Linked DNA regions of Mus musculus: region 2 is linked to region 1. A link is a loop called in an ENCODE intact Hi-C map of the cell type or tissue named here. Cell type or tissue: left cerebral cortex. All regions are shown on one strand. Links, peaks and the distances in the headings refer to the core of each region. The heading gives the core; the rest is flanking DNA. Region 1 holds the start of Irs1 (insulin receptor substrate 1). Region 2 has its middle 270 kb from the start of Mir6344.

The links. A loop is a pair of places that touch in the nucleus more often than their neighbours do. Peaks named below come from ENCODE experiments on the same cell type or tissue, not always from the same donor. Only the 100,000 strongest peaks of a DNase experiment are listed, where the experiment ranks them.
Region 2: a loop joins it to region 1, with 9 times the contacts of the local background. A loop is called at or near these places in 3 of 42 quality-filtered maps.

The regions. Positions count from the first base shown.
Region 1 is chr1:82,288,451-82,298,377 of GRCm38, reverse strand. Irs1 (insulin receptor substrate 1) reads left to right here and starts at 6,939. Exons shown (of 2, transcript NM_010570.4): 1 at 6,939-9,927. The coding sequence starts at 7,885. In left cerebral cortex, for the core only: CTCF peaks have their summits at 4,059, 6,617, 8,070 and 9,562 (motif pointing right); DNase peaks (open chromatin) are centred at 7,313, 8,091, 9,240, 9,601 and 4 more places; H3K4me3 peaks cover 4,008 bases; H3K27ac peaks cover 3,907 bases.
Region 2 is chr1:81,858,706-81,868,632 of GRCm38, reverse strand. No RefSeq gene overlaps it. Among named protein-coding and RNA genes, the nearest start is that of Mir6344, 270 kb to the left of the region's middle. In left cerebral cortex, for the core only: a CTCF peak has its summit at 3,948; a DNase peak (open chromatin) is centred at 3,859.

The DNA.
Region 1 (9,927 bases), core at 1,928-9,927:
GACTGGCCTCGAACTCAGAAATCCGCCTGCTTCTGCCTCCCAAGTGCTGGGATTAAAGGCGTGTGCCACCACTGCCCAGCAACCTTTCAATCTGTAATAGCTTCAGAAAGTGGCTACAAATTGTTTAACACTTGTCCCATCAAAACTATGACCTAGGCTCCTTTCGCTTTACTATGCCTGGGACTGATTCTTTTGAACTAATAGGGTGCATGTGTGCAGTGGCTATGAAGCCCTGTGACCTGTGAGTGGTCTCCTAAAAGTGGCACAACTTCTGCTTGGTTCTATTGCAAAATCCACTTTCTAAAAGCTCCCTTTGGGATACCTCCTTGAGGATCCAGTTTCTATACTGTGAAGGGTCTGAGACATCTCCAATGAAAGTACTCAGCTTGAGTCATCTTAGTCACCCAAGCCCAGGTAGCAGACATATGTATGAAGAACTTTTAAAAGGTCCCGGACTTCAGCCATTCAAACAAGTCATTTGAACTCGCTCAGCTCAGACTTCTAGATTTCATGAAGCAGAAAACAGTTATCCCCACGCAGAGCTGTCTGAATTCCTGACTCACACACTCCAAAAGCACAGAAAAAAATGGTTCTTTTATTATATTTTCTAAAAGTCAGTTTAACCCAGAAACAAAAAATTTGATGCATACTTTCAGTTGATGAAAAAGTCCTCTTCAGGTACATGAATAAAAATCCTTATTCTCACCTTTACTTATTATAACAATGTGTTTAATACGTATTTTTCTGTGATTTACAGTAAAATTTTTTAAATTTTTTGATTTTTTGGAATTCCCACTTGTTTATATAATGTATAATGACTATATCCAGCCTCCACTACTTCCTTTATCTCCCCTTTGCCTTCCAGCTCCTTCTCCTCCAAGCTTCATGTCTACATTCTATTCTTATTTCTTGCAGTGAGTACCTCTTGGTTCCAGTTAGTGCAGCTCTTATATATGTAGGTGTGTGGCAACTTTCCAAAGACCACGCCCCCCAAAAGAAAGTGATTCTCTTTTTCTCAGTACTCATTTACTGCCGGTAGCTCTTCAGCTAGGAGTGGGAGGTGATGAGACCTGGTCCACTCTGTGCTAAAGTGTCAACTGGCTTGATTTTATGCTGGTAACCAAAGCTGCTCTGAATTCATGTGTGCCCTTCCTTTCTCACTGCCTGCTCTTACATTCTTTCTGCCCCATCTTTCTAGAAGCTTCCCGATCCTTGAATGGTGAGAGGCTGATGCAGATGACCCACTCACAGCTGAGCATCCAGAGTTATTTATATTCAGAAATTGATGGCAAAAAAGTTTAAGGTCACTGAAGCAGACTTGTAACAGTTCCTGAAGATCTAACTTGCATGCATCTTATAATGTCCCCGTGAATATGGTTTTAAACATAGGCTAACTCTCTGTTGGTTTTCGTGTCCCAGCATCCCTTCATCCCCTGATAATGGAAGTGGAACATGAAACAAGTCCGCATGAAATCATGGAGGACTTTAGGAAGGTGATGTGGGCTGGAGAAAGTTTTGACTTCAGTGACTCGCTAGGTGATTCTGATGTCAGATACTCTGCCTGGAGTTACACTGCACATTACCGCACACAGCCACATAATTTCAATACCTGAAGTTCAGAGAAGCTCTCTCCTGCCTAAACCAAAGAAGCTAATATCTCTGAGCCTTTAGTTAGTGATTAGCCCCAATTTGAGAAATTTTGAGGAGTCAACTTTGATTTTTTTTTAATATCAAAGAAGAGAGAAGACATACTTGCTAGCTTTAGAGTTAAGGAGAGAGTTTGAGGAGAAGCAAGAGTGTGGAGGTGAGTTTAAGATGCTGTACGGGGTGCTGTGTGTCTAGACCCTACCTGCAGAGGAGACAGCACATCTATAAAATTCAACCAACTATTTGAAAGGCAGTTTGGGTATCAAATTTTAGACTGAGCACACTGTAGCAGAACAACAACAACAACAACAACAACAACAACAACAACAACAAATGATACTGAGTGGAGCTGGCTTCATTCTCTGCCCCCACTGGTAATCCCAGATACTTGGGAGACTGAGGCAGATTACAAACCTGAAGTCTGGACTACAATGAGTTCAGGGTCAACAGAGCACCGGAGTAAGTCTCTGTTCTGAAATGAGTTACAAGAGGACTGAGAACCCAGACAGGAGACTCTGGATTCAATGTCCAGTCCTGGGTTCTGGTTCCCAACTGCAAAGCCAAAGGAGTGGCCTTGTTTAAGCTAGAGGACTGAATGACAGACTCTCCATTTCTACTGAAGACAACTGAAAAGAAATTAAAATATCATAGTTAAAATAAAGATGCACAGAACGGGTAGAGAGAGGGCTCAGTGGTTAAGAGCATTTGCTGCTCATACAGAGGACCTGGGCTCAGTTTTAGGCACCTACATGGTGGCTCACAACCATGTATATCTTCAGCTCCTGAGTTCTAATGTCCATTTCTGACCTCCATAGGTATCTCCATGCACTAAGGCACCCATGCTTACATATACATTCACGTACAGTTCTAGAAAGATGCAAAGAAAATTAAAATGAAAAAGGAAATAAAGACTATTTAGAAATATGCCATGCTTGATCTTCCCTCCGGAAAAACAGCATCAACCAGTACAATTCCTGAAATGGAAGAATTAAATCATGGCATTGAGTTTTTACTTTCCCTTTCCCCAATTTCATCCATTTGCCTATTTCCTGCTTTGATAGAAACCAAATGATGAAAGTTTTGACATTTTTGAAGGGATTAATATATTTCTGAAATCCTGGGTTAGCACTCCATGCTTTTACCCTCCGTGAATTCCCCGGATACGGAGTGAAATCCAGACCGAGAGTAGAGATGGATTCTCACCAGCCGATTGCCAGAAATTGACTTTTCTCAAAGCTGCTGTGAGATGCACCCAAGCGTGGGTCATTGCCTGCTCCACCCAGCTGTAGTGAACCCAGAGATAGAGACCTTTATTAGGTAAGCTGTATGTTTCTGTAATTCGGTAGCAGCTAATTAAAAATTTCCCCTTTGTGTGTAAGCCAATATTGCTTAAAATTCTGCATAAGTAGGAGTCTCTTCATATTGCTTTAGATGAGGGTATTTTTTCACTACAAGTTGTTTTGGGGCTGGGAGGAGGTCAGAAATCTGCAATATTTTAATTACATCATGGAAAGAATAGCTCTCCACGCTTGATACCAGTGATTGAATAGAGAAGTCCCCAAACAGTGAGAGCTCAGTTAAGTAGAATGTTTATTGCCCTTGTTCTCTTTAAGCTTGCATAGAGCTGTGAAGTGAGTACTCTGCTTGCATCTCATAGCATCTCACTGTTGTGCCTTTCAATCCATCATCAGAAATAGGAGTCTGTGGAATCAGCAGCACTGAGAACATGGTAACTACAGAGACCTCTCGCCTACCTATGGGAACCTGCTCAAGCAGGACCTTTATTTTATTTATTTATTTATTTATTTATTTATTTATTTATTTATTTATTTTAAATCCTGGGGCGGGAGAAGCCTCAATATAGCAGATTCAATTATTTTGTATTGTTGATCCCCAAACTGCAAGAATGTATCTCATATGGTTTGGGTGGCTTTGCAGAGGAGGCTTTCAAATATCTGCAACTATGCAGATATAGTAAAATAATGCAATCCTTCAATTTAAAAAAAATCCATGAGTTTTCATTTTCCTTTAAGCATTGTTCCAAATTGCCACAATTAACTGAGTTTCCAGTGGTTTCTGTAGTGATGACCTATTTGTATTAAGGAACATGTCTACTGATACATACATATATATATATATATACCAATGTATATGTACATCATATATGTATCTAATAACTGACATTTTTATATGATTTTCTTGGTAACATCATACACTGGCCATTTTCCTATTTTAACAGTAATTGTAGATATGTTAATCAAATATGCACCGAAGACACGTAAAATTTTAATTCTCACTATCATGACTGTATTGAAGACATCAATATGTCAATTTAGTTCTGGCAGCGCTTCTAGTCAATGTTTTAAAATGCAGACAGCATTCCTTTATTCATTGCGCAAGTGGTTTCTAGCTGTCCTAGAGATGGCAGCATTGAGCAACTTATTTGGTAATTGGTTGCTTGCCTGTTCTGTGAATTTTCTCTTGGGTGTAAATTTTCATTACAATACACAAGACTAATTTAGCATAAGGTGACAGGATAATACACGTATCTGCTCAACACGACTTCACCTGAGTTCCACAAAAGCCTACCTTTCTCTTCTGTATATTTATGTGAATCAAATGTGAATTTGTATTCCTAGAGTTATCTCAAGCCATCAATTAAAAAAAAAGTACAAAGAACTGAACTTACTGTAGTATAGTTTGAACATTAGCTGCCTTTAAGATTTGTAATGAAACTCGAGTGAGTTGTGTGTGTGTGAGGGTATGTGTGTGTGTGTGTTAAACTTCACTGATTGGTGAGCAGTTTGTTACAACGATCTGGTTGTCTGTGTCTGTGTGTCTGTCTGTGTACATAACTGGGGATCCAATCCAGGGCCTTGGGCACCTCAGAGCAGATGGTCTACTTCTTCTTCAGTCAGAATAACATTACTTTTATATCATAAACACCCTAATGTTCTGTGAAGATGACTTATAAAAATCTTCCAAATTAAATTGTTTTTTTTGTTGTCTCCTCCTTCAAGAAAATACTTTCCTCCATAAAGGTACCTCCTTTTTCCCCCTCTCTCTTTTTTGTTTGTTCTTGGTTGGTGACAGAGGTCAGGAAGGAAGTAATTTTAAAAGTTAAAGTCTGGATTTGAAGTGCTTTCCTACATAATGCGAGGTCCCCTCCCTGTGGACTAATCTAGATTAAGCAGTTGCTAGACTAGACTAGCTGTTTATTCCCCCCCCCCCCCCACACACACACTGTTATTCTGCTACACTAACTTCAGATATCTCTAGTTGCTATCCTCCCAACCCCTAATGCATTTCAAATCTTTAGAGTCCTCTTCTTGCTATTGCAGTCTCCGTACCTTTTCCAAATTACTTGCTATTTATAGCCTTCCTGTAGTGGGCACATGTGCCCGCATCACCAAGCTGTCAGAGGGGAAAAATGAAGGCTATCAATTCAATGTGTACCGCATAATCCATTAACCAGGTTTAGGAGAAACTGCATGATAAAGGAGGTGAAAAGAGAAAACAGAGGCTCCTGAGCTTTCGAGAGGAGGTGACACCTACAGATGCGGAATACCCCAATTCAAGTACCGCAAGCATCTGAATGGCGCCAGTGCCTACATCTGTACCCTCTCCCTCTCTCCCCTTTACCGCATCTGTGCAAGACAGGAAAGACAGGCAACTCCACCAATCAGCAGGCTGCCCCAGGAACCTCACCCCGCCTCTCTAGCCGCATTATGCTGAGGCGCGCAGCCCCCTTTACCCATCCGCTCCTCCCCTACTCCAAGCCAGGCAGTCTAGTGGATTGAGCATGCCCAGCACCTTTACTGCTGCGTCTCACTGCAAACAACCTGCAGTGCTGGAGAGCGGGAGGCTGAGAGGGTTCCTGGCTTAGGAAAAGAGGTGGAAAACTAGAACCGCCCATGGCTAGAGTAGAATGGCTTTAAGCACTGGGAGCAACGTCACATTTGTAGGTCTTTAATGCCGGTTGGGCTAGACAGGGACACCCTGCTTGATTTATAGGTCATCTTAAAAAGAAAAAGAAAAAAAAAAACTTTGGGGAGCGTCTGCTTGTGGTGAGACTAAGAAATAGGCTTTGCAAAGAGGCTGCTGACCCGTTTTCATCAAGAAGTACCCATTTTCCTGTGCAGCCTAGCCACTTATCCTTGTCTCCCACTTATCCTTGTGGTCAAGGTTAAAAGTGTATAGGGTCGTCTAATGCTCGTGCAAACTATGAAACAAACATCTGCTAACATATACACAGTAAGGGTGTACACTTAGGAACTCTCTGAAGGTCCTTTACATCTTTAAAAAAAATCACAAATAGACTTACGAATGTGATAAGGGGTGCCAGGTTTCCTCCAGCCCCCGCCCCCCACCTTTTGCACTAACTAACCCTTAAGTGTGAATCCCTCTTCACCTGCATGAAGGAAGAGAAATGGTGACTTTTACATTTTATTTCCTTAGTGATCAGCGGCTAATAGTGCCAGGTGTGAGATCCCAGGTCGCGATTCCGAGAGACCCTAACCTAGCCAACAGTCATTGCCCTTGGGCGTCCCTCTCTGTTTCTTCCAGGTGCTTCACCACGGTACGTCCGGAGATTCCAGGTGGAAGACTGGCTCAGAAGTCCTTTAGAAAATCTTACAAAAATGTAGATCTCCCTACCAGGGCCTCTCACCCAGACACCGACATCCAGCTGCCTCCCGGGGGTCGCCTTTACCTGTTGGGTGAGAGCTAGCAGGTCACCCGCGTCCCCTCCGCCCCAGCGCCCCCACCCTCTCGGGGCTCTGCAGCCGCAGTGCACCCCCCCTCTCACTGCCCCCTCCCTCACTCCTGCGTCTTCCCCAGATCCCCCCCTCCCGTTTTCCCAGACTCCCCTCCTGCTTTCCGGTAGCCACCCAAACAAGCCTGCCCTCCCGCCGCGGGGATTCCTACGGGCCGGGGGCGCTCTGGGTGGCACGGGCGTGGGAGACACAGCGCCCCGGGCTCTGCCGGCCACGCAGGGGCGCTGCCCGAGCGCTGCAGCAAAGGGCCAGCGCGGGCGCCTCTGCGGCACGGCCAGGGGGTGGAGAGGGGCGGGCGTGGGGCGGGCTCGGCCCGGAATGTAGAGCGAGCAGGGAGAGGGAGAGAGACCCGGGCTGGAGCCTCCCGGCGGCGGCCAGGCTGCTGAGCGCAGAGGCTCCGTCACGTGTTTTGCTCCTCTGGAGTGAGACGGCGGCGCGGTCTGAAGAGGGCCAGCGCGCGGTGCCAGCCGCCGCAGCCGCCGCTTGTTTTGGTTGGGGCTCTCGGCAACTCTCCGAGGAGGAGGAAGGAGGAGGGAGGAGGAGGAGGGAGGAGAAGGAGGGAGGAGGAGAGAAGTAACTGCAGCGGCTGCGCCTCGGGAGGACCGGGCGTCTTCCCCGATCTCTTCCCAAACCTCCCCCGCTCCCCGCCTCCCTCCCTCGTCCCCTCCCCTCCTCCCTTGCGGACTGGAGCTAGGGGCAGGGATGAGCCTGTCCCTCTGGACCGTCCCCTGCTCCCCCAGCTGCCCAGTAGCGTTGCGCGTGGAAAAGCCACTTTCCCCGCCCGCCGAGATGGGCTCGAGTGCGGGCTGCAGAGGACGCGTCCTCGGGCGGCAGCAGCAGCAGCAGCAGCAGCAACAGCCGCAGCGCCGCGGTCTCTGCGATTGAGCTGGTATTTGGGCGGCTGGTGGCGACGGGGACGGTTGAAGGGTGGGAGGAGGCAGAGGAGGAGGAGGAGAAGGAGGAGGGAGAACCCGGTGCAACGTTGGGACTTGGCAGCCCGCCTCCCCCTGCCCAAGGATATTTAATTTGCCTCGGGAATCGCTACTTCCAGAGGGGAACTCGGGAGGGAAGGCGCGCGCGCCTAGAGAGCCAAGCGGGGACTCCTCGGGCCATCGCTGCCTCCCTACATCGGACTCGACCAGGGGCGGCAAGGGATGCACCATAGCTCCTTCTCTGCTGCAGGGACTGGGGGAGACATAGTCCTCGGAAGATTGCGGCTGCACTCACCCTAGACCCACTGCCCTTCCCTCTGGGCATGAAACGCCCTTAAACTCGGATCAGGCTATCTTCCTTGGCGCAGTTACCTCGTCCTTCGGCTGCCCCTCCCCAGCTCCAGGAACAGCGTGAATTTTGGAGTCAGAATTTCTGCGAGCTTCCTCCAGCCCGGAGTGCATGTGCGGGGCCGCACTGAGAAGCCACCCCTCACCCAGTTTTTCAACACCTCCCTCTGCTCCGCAGCAGCATGGCGAGCCCTCCGGATACCGATGGCTTCTCAGACGTGCGCAAGGTGGGCTACCTGCGCAAGCCCAAGAGTATGCATAAGCGCTTTTTCGTGCTGCGGGCGGCCAGCGAGGCCGGGGGCCCAGCGCGCCTGGAGTATTATGAGAACGAGAAGAAGTGGCGGCACAAGTCGAGCGCCCCCAAACGCTCGATCCCCCTCGAGAGCTGTTTCAACATCAACAAGCGGGCTGACTCCAAGAACAAGCACCTGGTGGCTCTCTACACCCGAGACGAACACTTTGCCATTGCCGCGGATAGCGAGGCTGAGCAAGACAGCTGGTACCAGGCTCTTCTGCAGCTGCATAATCGGGCAAAGGCCCACCATGACGGGGCTGGAGGAGGCTGCGGCGGTAGCTGCAGCGGCAGCTCTGGCGTTGGAGAGGCAGGGGAGGACTTGAGCTATGACACGGGTCCAGGACCCGCGTTCAAGGAGGTCTGGCAGGTTATCCTGAAACCCAAGGGCCTGGGTCAGACAAAGAACCTGATTGGCATCTACCGCCTCTGCCTGACCAGCAAGACCATCAGCTTTGTGAAGCTGAACTCCGAGGCAGCCGCTGTGGTGCTGCAGCTGATGAATATCAGACGCTGTGGCCACTCAGAGAACTTCTTCTTCATCGAGGTGGGGCGTTCCGCTGTGACAGGGCCTGGCGAGTTCTGGATGCAAGTGGATGACTCCGTGGTGGCCCAGAACATGCATGAGACCATTCTAGAGGCAATGAGGGCCATGAGCGATGAGTTTCGCCCTCGCAGCAAAAGCCAGTCTTCATCCAGTTGCTCCAACCCCATCAGCGTTCCCCTGCGCAGGCACCATCTCAACAACCCTCCACCCAGCCAGGTGGGACTGACTCGGAGATCTCGAACTGAGAGCATCACTGCCACCTCCCCTGCCAGTATGGTGGGTGGGAAACCAGGTTCCTTCCGGGTGCGTGCCTCCAGCGATGGCGAAGGCACCATGTCCCGTCCAGCATCAGTGGATGGCAGTCCTGTGAGCCCTAGCACCAACAGGACCCACGCCCATCGGCATCGAGGCAGCTCCAGGCTGCACCCCCCACTCAACCACAGCCGCTCCATCCCCATGCCTTCTTCTAGATGCTCACCTTCAGCCACCAGCCCAGTGAGTCTGTCATCTAGTAGTACCAGTGGCCATGGCTCCACTTCAGACTGTCTCTTCCCGAGGCGCTCTAGTGCTTCCGTGTCCGGTTCGCCTAGCGATGGCGGTTTCATCTCTTCTGATGAGTATGGTTCTAGTCCCTGCGATTTCCGAAGTTCCTTCCGCAGTGTCACCCCAGATTCCCTGGGGCACACCCCACCAGCCAGGGGTGAGGAGGAGCTGAGCAATTATATCTGCATGGGTGGCAAGGGAGCCTCCACCTTGGCTGCTCCCAATGGCCACTACATTTTGTCTAGGGGTGGCAACGGCCATCGCTACATCCCAGGTGCTAACTTGGGGACAAGCCCAGCGCTGCCTGGAGATGAAGCCGCGGGTGCAGCAGATCTGGATAACCGGTTTCGAAAGAGAACTCACTCCGCAGGCACATCTCCTACCATTTCCCATCAGAAGACCCCCTCACAGTCTTCAGTGGCTTCTATTGAGGAATATACAGAGATGATGCCCGCTGCCTACCCACCAGGAGGTGGCAGTGGAGGCCGACTGCCCGGCTACCGGCATTCCGCCTTCGTGCCCACCCACTCCTATCCCGAAGAGGGTCTAGAGATGCACCACTTGGAACGTCGTGGAGGCCACCACCGTCCAGACACCTCCAACCTCCACACTGATGATGGCTATATGCCCATGTCTCCTGGGGTGGCTCCAGTGCCCAGCAACCGCAAAGGAAATGGGGACTATATGCCCATGAGCCCCAAGAGTGTATCTGCCCCACAGCAGATCATTAACCCCATCAGACGCCACCCACAGAGAGTGGACCCCAATGGCTACATGATGATGTCACCCAGTGGTAGTTGCTCCCCTGACATTGGAGGTGGGTCCAGCAGCAGTAGCAGCATC
Region 2 (9,927 bases), core at 532-8,531, 430 kb after region 1:
AATTCTTGGATTCTAGGTTTTATTTGTTTCCTATTGATATGTAAGAATATAATTTATATTAAAGATGTTAACACTGTCTTACACTATTAATCCTTTGCTAATGTCATTGTGTTTGACCTTGTTTGTTCTACAAGACTTTTCATTTTAATGTGAGCAATGTTTTCCTTTATAATTTCTGGCATTGGTATCATGGTAAAAACAAGTAGAAGAAAAATCTTAGCTTTCTATTGCCTCCCCTTCCCATAAGTACTTCTTCTTTTGCTTGTATTGCCCTACCCCTCCCACTGATAATTACTTCCCCTTTTGCTTGTATTGCCCTACCCTTCCCACTGATAATTATCTGTACTTCCCCTTTTGCTTGTGCATTTAAGCCTTGGACCTTTCTCAATACATGGGGGTCTTGATACAACTTCAAAAAAAAAAAAAAGAATGATTGCAAAAACAAAACAAAAAAACAAGAAAAGAATTATTGCATTAATTACTTTATTAAAAACATATTCATACTTTAAGATCATGTTTTTCATAAAATTGAAAATTTAAGATGTATTCCATTTGCATAGACATTTTTAACCTACTTCTTTATTTTTTAAAAGAAGATACAAAAGGACTTTGAATTCTCTCATTTTATGTGAATGTAGATTTTGGAAATATCTGTCAATCTATGAACATATGTTTTGTTTGCATTTTTGTATTAGAGAAACAGAATTTCATTATATACTATAAGTATATAAATAATTTTCAAGAGGCAAATTTAACTTTTGGTTAAGTGAATTAATGTCAAGTACACCTGGCTGGGATGAATAGAATTGTTCTTTATTGCTGGCAAAGAAAAATATCAGGATGATCTTTTTTTTCTCTCTCTCATTTATTCATTTATTACTATGAACATTTTATTATATTTTTATTAGATATTTTCTTTATTTACATTTCAAATGCTATCCTGAAAGTTCCCTATACCATCTCCCTGCCCTGCTCCCCTACCCACCCCTTCCCTTTCCTTAGCCTTCGTGTTTCCCTGTACATAAATTCCCATTAGTATTCTCATGTGTGGTGCATAAAGCACTATGATGCAAATGTGAACATCGACACAGCTGTTGGTAACTTCTATTTTGGACAGACAGAGTTAGTATTGCAAAGCAACATGTGTCCACATGTGGAATTCAGAAACCTTTCTTTCTTATCTGATCCTGAGGGGAAATCAGAGATCTTCAAGAAGTGTTTATTTCCCTTTAATTTTATAAACTTTTGCTGAGTTTGTACTTTGGCATATGTGTACAGCTTACATTCTGATCATTATAACCCTCACCTCTGCCCTCCCTTAACCTCTATTGCCCTCCACAAACCCCCTTCCCACAATCATTTTTAATGACTTTATGTTGTCATTATGAAGGCCACTGAATTTAACCAGGACCATTAGTGAGATAATGGGTTGAAACAATTCATTAGTCTGGTAGAATCATCAGTGGGTACACAACCGAAGAGTATGATTTATCAATAGCCAGTACTTCAAAAAATACCGGTAGAACCCTGTAACTTTCTCTGTAAACCCTGCTTGACCGTAGATTGGTCTAGTATAGTGTAGACTTATTGCAGGCAGCCAAAGCTGCTGTAAGGTCACGACTACATTGATTGTATCATAACCTTAATTCTTTCTTCTAAACCATGCTTTGTTCCTTTTTTTAAATTATTGGTTATTTTGTTTATTTATATTTCAAATGTTATCCCCCTTCCCTATTTCCCCTGTGAAAACACCCCATTCCACCCCTCTCCACCTGCCTCCAGGAGGGTGCTCCCCCACCTACCCACTCCTGCCCCACAGTCCTATCATTCCCTTACACTGGGGCATGGAGACTACAGAACCCAGGGCTTCCCCTCCCACTGATGCCAGACAAGACCATCCTCTGCTACATATGCATCTGGAGCCATGGGTCCCTCCAAGTGTATTCTTTGGTTGGTGGTTTAGTCCCTGGGAGCTCTGGGAGGTGGGGTGGGGGTGGGAGAGGTGTGTCTGTTTGGTTGATATTGTTCTTCCTCTGGGGTTGCTCCTTCAGCCCTTCCCCTAACTCCTCCAATGGGGTTCTCATGCCCAGCCCGATGGTTGGGTACAGCATCCATATCTGTATCAGTAAGGCTCTGACAGAGCCTATCAGGAGACATCCATATCTCTTGCAGGCAAGCACTTCTTGGCATCAGCAAGTATCGGGGTTTGGTGGCTGAAAATGGAATGGATCCCCAGGTGGGGCAGCCTCTGGATGGCTGTTCCTTCAGTCTTTACTCCACTCTTTGTCCCTAAATTTCCTTTAGACACGAACAATTCTGAGTTAAAATTTTGTGAAGGTGGGTGGCCCCATCCCTCAACCGGGGGCAGTGCCTAACCTCATGATATGGTCTCTACAGGTTCTCTCTCCCCTTTGTTGGGTATTTCAGTTAATATCATCCCCACTTGGTTTTGAGACCCTCTTGCTTTTCTGGCATCTGAGACTTTCTAGTGGCTACCTTCAGTTCCCCATCCCCGATTGCTACACAACTCTGATCAGTTTCCTGACCCTCTTTACATCTTGCCTGTCTCCTCCCACACCTAATGCTGAACTCCCCTTTTCCTCTCCCTCTCCTCTATTCCTCCAAAGTTCCCCCCCACCCTCAACCTCCCATGATTATTTTGTTCCCCTTTCTAAGTAGGACTGAAACATCCACACTTTGGTCTTCCTTTTCTTGACCTTCATATGATCTGTAAGTTGTATTGTGGGTATTCCAGGTCTTTTTCCTAATATCCACTTATCAGTGAGTACATACCATGTGTGTTCTTTTGTGACTGTGTTACCTCAGTCAGGATGATATTTTCTAGTTTCATCCATTTGCCCACGAATTTCATGAAATCATTGATTTTAATGGCTGAATATTCTTCCATTGAGGGGTATCTGGGTTGTTTCCAGCTTCTGGCTAATATAAACAAGGCTGTTATGAACTTAGTGGAGCATATGACCTTGTAATATTTTGGAGCATCTTTTGGGTATATGTCCAGGGGTGGTATAGCTGGGTTCTCAGGTATTACTATGTCCAATTTTCTGAGGTACCATCAGATTGATTTCCAGAATGGTTGTACCAGCTTGCAATTCCACCAACATTGGAGGAGTGTTCCTCGTTCTCCTCCGCAGCATCTGCTGTCACCTGAGTTTTTGATCTTGCCATTCTGACTGGTGTGAGGTAAGATCTCAGGGTAGTTTTGATTTGCATTTCCCTGATGAATAAAGGTGTTGAACATTTCTAATGCAAGGAAAAATGAAGTGCAGAGCCTTTGGAAAGTGAGCTAGGGGAGATTGCAGAACATCAAGACTTAGCAGCAAGGTCTGAGCATTGACCTATGTGAGCTGAATCATCTCTTTTAGCACTCTTACACTTCCAAGTGTGACTGTGTCCCATAGTTATAAGGAGTCATGCTATCAGGACATCTACTAGAGGCCACTATTGGTTGGCTTCCTGGAGCTTTCCCTAGAAAATAAACTGATCAGAAGATGGGCACCTTCTTAACTTCCTTTACAAATAATCCCTTTTCAATAGTAGAGAGAGAACGCCAATCAAGGTGGGACAGAAGAGCCTCAATTAGAAGCATCAATTTGAGTGGGTAATAGATATGCTCCCTGTGAAGGGGAAAGCTTCATTGAGTAGGGAACATCATCTTCTATTTTAAAATTCCATGGACATATCCATCAGGCAATTTGACGGGTAAATTAAGTAGGGTTGCAGCTTCCAAGGAACTTGACTCATATTCCTACCAGGCAGCAACAAATTACAGCTCGTACCACCCACTGGTTATACCCTTCAGGAGTTGAACTGGCACTCAAATCAACTTCCTAGCCAAGTCATTGAGAACCACCCACAGCTGCTGCCACTTCTGGAGGTGGCTATTCCTGGATCAGGCAGGCTTTTTTTTCTTACACAATCTACCAAAAAAGCAATCCATTCATTCCTGTTGCTTAGTGGAAGGCTGGAGTACTTTTAATGAATAGTTTTGTCTATATAGACTATAACATTGAAGTGAATGATTTTCTTCTGCGGACAGCAACATGAAATGGTTGGCTTTCGACTTACTTGTACTATAATTGGAGAGAGAAAAAAGGTGGTTCCAGTTAATGGCCCTGGTCTGGGGATTGAGAATGGCAGAGATCATCTTACTATATAGAAATGTTCTGTTGGCTACAGGAAGAAACAAACTAACTGTGTATGAGACCTTTACTGAGAATGAAGTATATCTAAGTACCAGAGCCACATTCTTTATATCTCATGTTTAAATTTTGATGGGCCAATCTTTAATTAGATTGCTACTTCAGGCCAGCTTTCTGGAAGTCAGTTTGAAGACACAAATACAAATAATATATAGTATATTATGTATAAATATATACAAAATATATAATATGTGTAAGTTATAGATATCTACTATAAATAATTCCATCTCCTTCTCATATGATCTCACCTTTTTTTTTTTAATAAACTTAGCCCTTAATCTGTGACTAGACTGGTTTCACAGGTCAGTGGATAGATGATTGGGATGTTTCTTCTCTTTTATTTTCAGTTGCTATTGAATGTCATCTCTGCACCAGATGCTCTTCAGTAGCCCCTCCATGGAGCTGTGGGCATTTTCACTGTGTATCAATTTACAGACCACATTTCTGTTCATCTAACACCGTTCTGGTAGACTTACATCTCATGCTGAAGGGGTAGGTGGAACATAGATCATTATTAGGGACTCTGAAGGAGCCTTATTAGTATGAATAGATATGTCTCTATTACAACTAAGAGAATCTTAGCTAATGATCTAGGGTGCTAAGCCAAAAACTTTAAATATAGACATCATTCATTTGACAATTGCCTTTGCAACTCCTTAGTAAACTTAACGTATTTCCAAAATTTATTTAAAGGGTCTTTAAACATCAATAATAACAATTAAGAGTGACAGGGAATGCAGGTGGGGGCTATCAGGTATGGAGGAGAGCTGAGTAGAGAGGGCCAGAGAATGAATGGAAATCAGCGTGGGAGAGATCTCTAGGACTTGCCAGGGACCTGGGATGGGGAAAGGTCCCGGGAGTCTATGGGGGTGACTCTAGCTGAGACTTACAGCAGTGAGGGATATGGACTCTGAAGTGGCCACCTCCTGTAGCCAGGCAGAACTCCCAGTAGAGGAACAAGGACACCAACCGACCCACAAAACCTTCCACCCAAAATTTGTCCAACAAAATGCAGGGAGAAAGATAGAGCAGAGATTGAGGTAGTGGACAACCAATGTCTGGCCCAACTTGAGGTGCATCTCATTGGCAAGAACCAATTCTGACACTATTAATGATACTCTGTTATGCTTGCAGACAGTGCTCTGAGAAGTTCCACTTAGCAGCTGACAGAAATAGATGCATAGACCGAAACATTAGACAGAAAGTTTTGTTGAAGAGTTGGGGGAAGGATTGAGGGGCCCAGAGGGAATAGGAACTCCACATGAAGACCAATAGAATCAACTAATCTGAACCTGTGTGGGCTCCCAGGAGACTGGACCACTAACAGAGAGCATACATAGGCTGCACATAGTGCCCCAAGTCCCTGCACATATATAGCAGATGTGTAGCTTGGTTTTCATTTGGGTCCCCCAACAACTGGAGCTGGGGTGTCCCTGATTCTGTTGCCTGCCTATGGATCCTGTTCCCCTAACAGGGCTCCCTTGCCTAGCCTTAGTGGGAGAAGATGTGCATAGTCTTTCAGTGACTTGATTAATGCAAAAAAAAAAAAAATAAATAAAGATTGACTAAATGAAAAAAGTTAGCATTTAGGTTTTCTCCTGAAGAAGACAGAAATCTTAAGATTAGATTTATAAAGAAGTTCCAAAATAACACATACATTTCCTAAATACTCATTGCCCAGTTTTTGCTTACATGACTGAGATACATTTGTCAAACCCAGCAACTTACCAGTGGGGTGTTACTGACAACAAAATTCCAAATGTAGTTTTTGTATTTTTCTGGTATTTTCACCAGTGAACCACCTACCTTTACGTTGTTCTGGTATCTTGTCAAGGAGTGTATATTATCTTAATTTGGGTTTTAACCAAGAAGACTAGTGAATGTAACATCCAACTTGAGGGTTTTTTAAAATTTTAATTAGGTATTTTCTTCATTTACATTTCCAATGCTACCCCAAAAGTCCCCAGTACCCTCCTCCACCACTCCCCTCCCCCTCTCCCACTTCTTCTCCCTGGCGTTCCACTGTACTGAGGCATATAGTTTGCAAGACCAATGGGCCTCTCTTTCTACTGATGGCCGACTAGGCCATCTTCTGATACATATGCAGCTAGAGACACGAGCTCTTGGGAGTACTGGTTAGTTCATATTGTTGTTCCACCTATAGGGTTGCAGACCCCTTCAGCTCCTTGGGTACTTTCTCTAGCTCCTCCATTGGGGGCCCTGTAATCTATCCAATAGCTGACTGTAAGCATCTACTTCTGTGTTTGCTAGGCCCCAGCATAGTCTCACAACAGACAGCTATATCAGGGTCCTTCCAGCAAAATCTTGCTAGTGTGTGCAATGGTAAAGAAAGAACCAACTGCTGCTGGACAGTGGTCATATGCCTTCAGTCCCAGGACTTGGGAGGCAGAGGCAGGCAGATTTCTGAGTTCCAAGTTTGCGGTTAGCCAGGGCTATGCAGAGAAACCCTGTCCAAAAAAAAAAAAAAAAACAAAAAAAACAAAACAAAACAAAAACAAAAAAAAAAAACCCCAAAAAACAAAAACGAAAAACAAAACAAAAAACCCACAAAAACAAAAACAAACAAACAAAACAAAAAGAAGAGTCGACTGTTTGCAATTACCCATGGACATCAGGTATAGACCAAGATGGTCCAACCTCACTCTAGAATGTGAAGGAGAGTGATGTCCCTCCTACCTCTAATCTCAGAATCACATGGCCAACCTTTTTCATTTTTCATTGCATCTTTTGGCCACATCCTCTTTGGACCCATCTTTTCCCATTCAATGGTTAAAGACAGTGTTTCTAAGAAATGTTTATAACTTCTTAAATTGGGTCAAAACCTGTGTTCAGTTTTCATGGCTTCACACATTTTCCCTCTCTGATGCGACAGTGTCGTTGTTTTCACTTTTGTGACATTATTTTATTATTTATTTTCTTCTTTAGACACCAATTGACCTTGGAGAGGGGTGCTGCCTATTTGTGCCCTCCAGTGTCTCCTTTGAATAGTCTAGGTGTTGTTAATTATCTTTTAAATGGTACCGTGATATATGCCTTATTCTCTGTCTTGTATATTTGGTTTGTCTAGGTACCTTATTTCTTCTGAGCTTTTTTCTATGTACGTGCCCATTTTAATGGAGAAATCTAGATTTTTGGCTGTAGATACAGTGTCAGTTGGATGTGTAATTTCTCATGAAGTGATGTCTGCCTATGGGAAGCAGATACTCTACCTTCTCACTTCTCTTTCCTCTAGTCTTATGTTGAGGGTGGAAAATAGAACCAACCATAACTATCCCAAGGAATGCAGAAAAAATATGTAAGCAGAGAGAGAGAGAGAGGACTCAGTGGGAAGAACAGAACAATCCCATGGCTTATAAACAACAGCATGTCATATCTCTGGTTCTTTTGTTGGCATGGCTGTCTGTTGTAGTGGCTCTATTATCAGATAAAATCCATTTTAGTCAACACAGATTCATGCAAAACTACATAAAAAAAACTAGAGTAAATAAAAAATAAATCAAATGAATATTGTCCATAAAGCAATTAAAATTTGTGGAAAATAAAAATTGATGCAAATGTTTCCTTGTACTTATACTTTGGCTTTCTATTGGTCCTAGCTCTATTATTATGTCAGTATTGAAGTGGACTGGAAAACAGGGTCAAGATTGTAGTGGACTTTGGTAGGAACTAGTGAATGTATAGCAAAGCACCAATGCCCAAAGGTTCTTAGTGTTAAAGAACTACCTATGAAAAGTTTGGATTTAGGTTATTTAGATTCATCTTTCTTGGAAAATTTAAAATTAGTCCAAACTTGAGTTCAGTAAAAGTTTCAATTAACATTTAAAATTAGTCATATTTTAAGAGAAATAAGCTGGTACGACAATCCACATGTGTTAAAGGCTGATTTAGGAAACGTCAACGTCCCCTGTGCTACCACCCAAGAACCCTCGCCTTGGATGTTCTTAAGAACCTGGAGGTAGCATGATGTCTAGACCAAAGATGGGGGACTGATGGGGTCACAGTGGGGGTCATCATCACACAGATCACCTGATGGTCTCTGTGCCAGACCACAAAAGCAGCTGAGGACACAGGAATGCTTCTCGGTTTTCTTTTCCTTTCTAGAACACTTGAATACATCCTAGATATTTGTCTTATATTTCCTCCTCCCCTTACAGTGTCACTGAAATATCCCTGTAGGCATTTACTTATTTCTCAGCATGACAGAGTGAGCCTGAATGATCTCATTATGAAAGGAACTTCCCTGCCCATTCTAATGACTATAAAGGGTTATAGGGAGGGGCACATTATTAACATTATCATTTATGTTCATTCCAATTTCTGGGTTATTTTGTCAGACTACTCACCACTGCTCTGTAAATTCTAACTTATTCTCCACTATATCCTAGACTTAACCTAACACATACCTCAATGTTTTAGGTCAATAGATATTTTTCTGAGTGAATGAAGTCCCTTTTCACAGGTACAGTGAAAATCTACATGGCAGGCTGCTGAATAACCTTGCTTCTGGAGTGACCATGCAGCCTTACTATCTGCCCTCTAGTTTAGATAGAAACTGGGCTTTCCAACACTAGTACTTTGGTTTCTTTCTTCTTGTAGACAACAACTGAAGGCTGCTGTGAAAAGAGTCTTGTGAAAAGAATGCATATGTCAAGTTCTAAAATATGCAGTGCCACGAGTCATGAGGATTGACACACAGACAGGATCTATGTAAATGAATTAGTGATCAAAGATAAACTTGTTAGGAAGGCAGACTTCCCCTGGCACCGCTCTATACATTCTTGAGATTGTCACTGCATTATTCATGGGAAGAAAGTGTTCATGGGTCTTGGTGTTCATATACTTTTTTTTTTATAGCCTATAATAGTCTTTGGTGGTATCTTTTTAATGCATTCTTAAGGGCAGGATTTAGAACATTTTGTGATAAGACAATTTGACATACACTATTTAAAGGAATGAGTTAGGGAATCAGGCTGCCGCGTTTCAAATTCCAGTGCTGACTTGTTATAGAAACTCACTAAGTCTGCTTTAAGTGGTCAGCCCTAAGTAGTACACATATAAGTAACCCTAAATAGACCCAGGAAGAATCTGTAGTTATATATTTACCTACATGTTTTATATTTATACAATGAATATATATATATCTTGATGATATGTCTAGCTGGAATATATATGCCTATGTGGAATCACTCTAATGTGCAGTACAACTGAAATAGTTCTACTTCCTGCCTGTCTCATCAGCCTAAACTCCTTCCTCTCTTTACTAAGGTTAGTCTCTCTCCAAATTGTATTTATACTAATAAATAAAATGTGCCATTTCGGTCTTTGATTTACATTTTTTTAAAGAAAGGTTCCTTACTGTCACTCTGGATACAGTTTCTCTTCATTACTTGGTTCTCCTGTTAGAAGCCATTACCTTGGACAATGTCTTGAATGTCACTAAGAGAAGGCTAGGTGATTCTTCTCTGTGTGCCCATGACACTCTGGTCTCCTTTTTCAGTAACTTAAGGTCATTGTCTCTTTTTTTAGCTTTGTTTCTTGGGCTCATGTTCCTAGAGATCAAAGAATGTGTCTGTGATTTGTGCACCTACTAGGAAACGCTATGTGTGGTATAATACTTACTCAGCCAGTGGGTGTCATAAAGGTGAATGTAGGTGTCGAATTCGTAAGTTTGGAAAGGATGGTA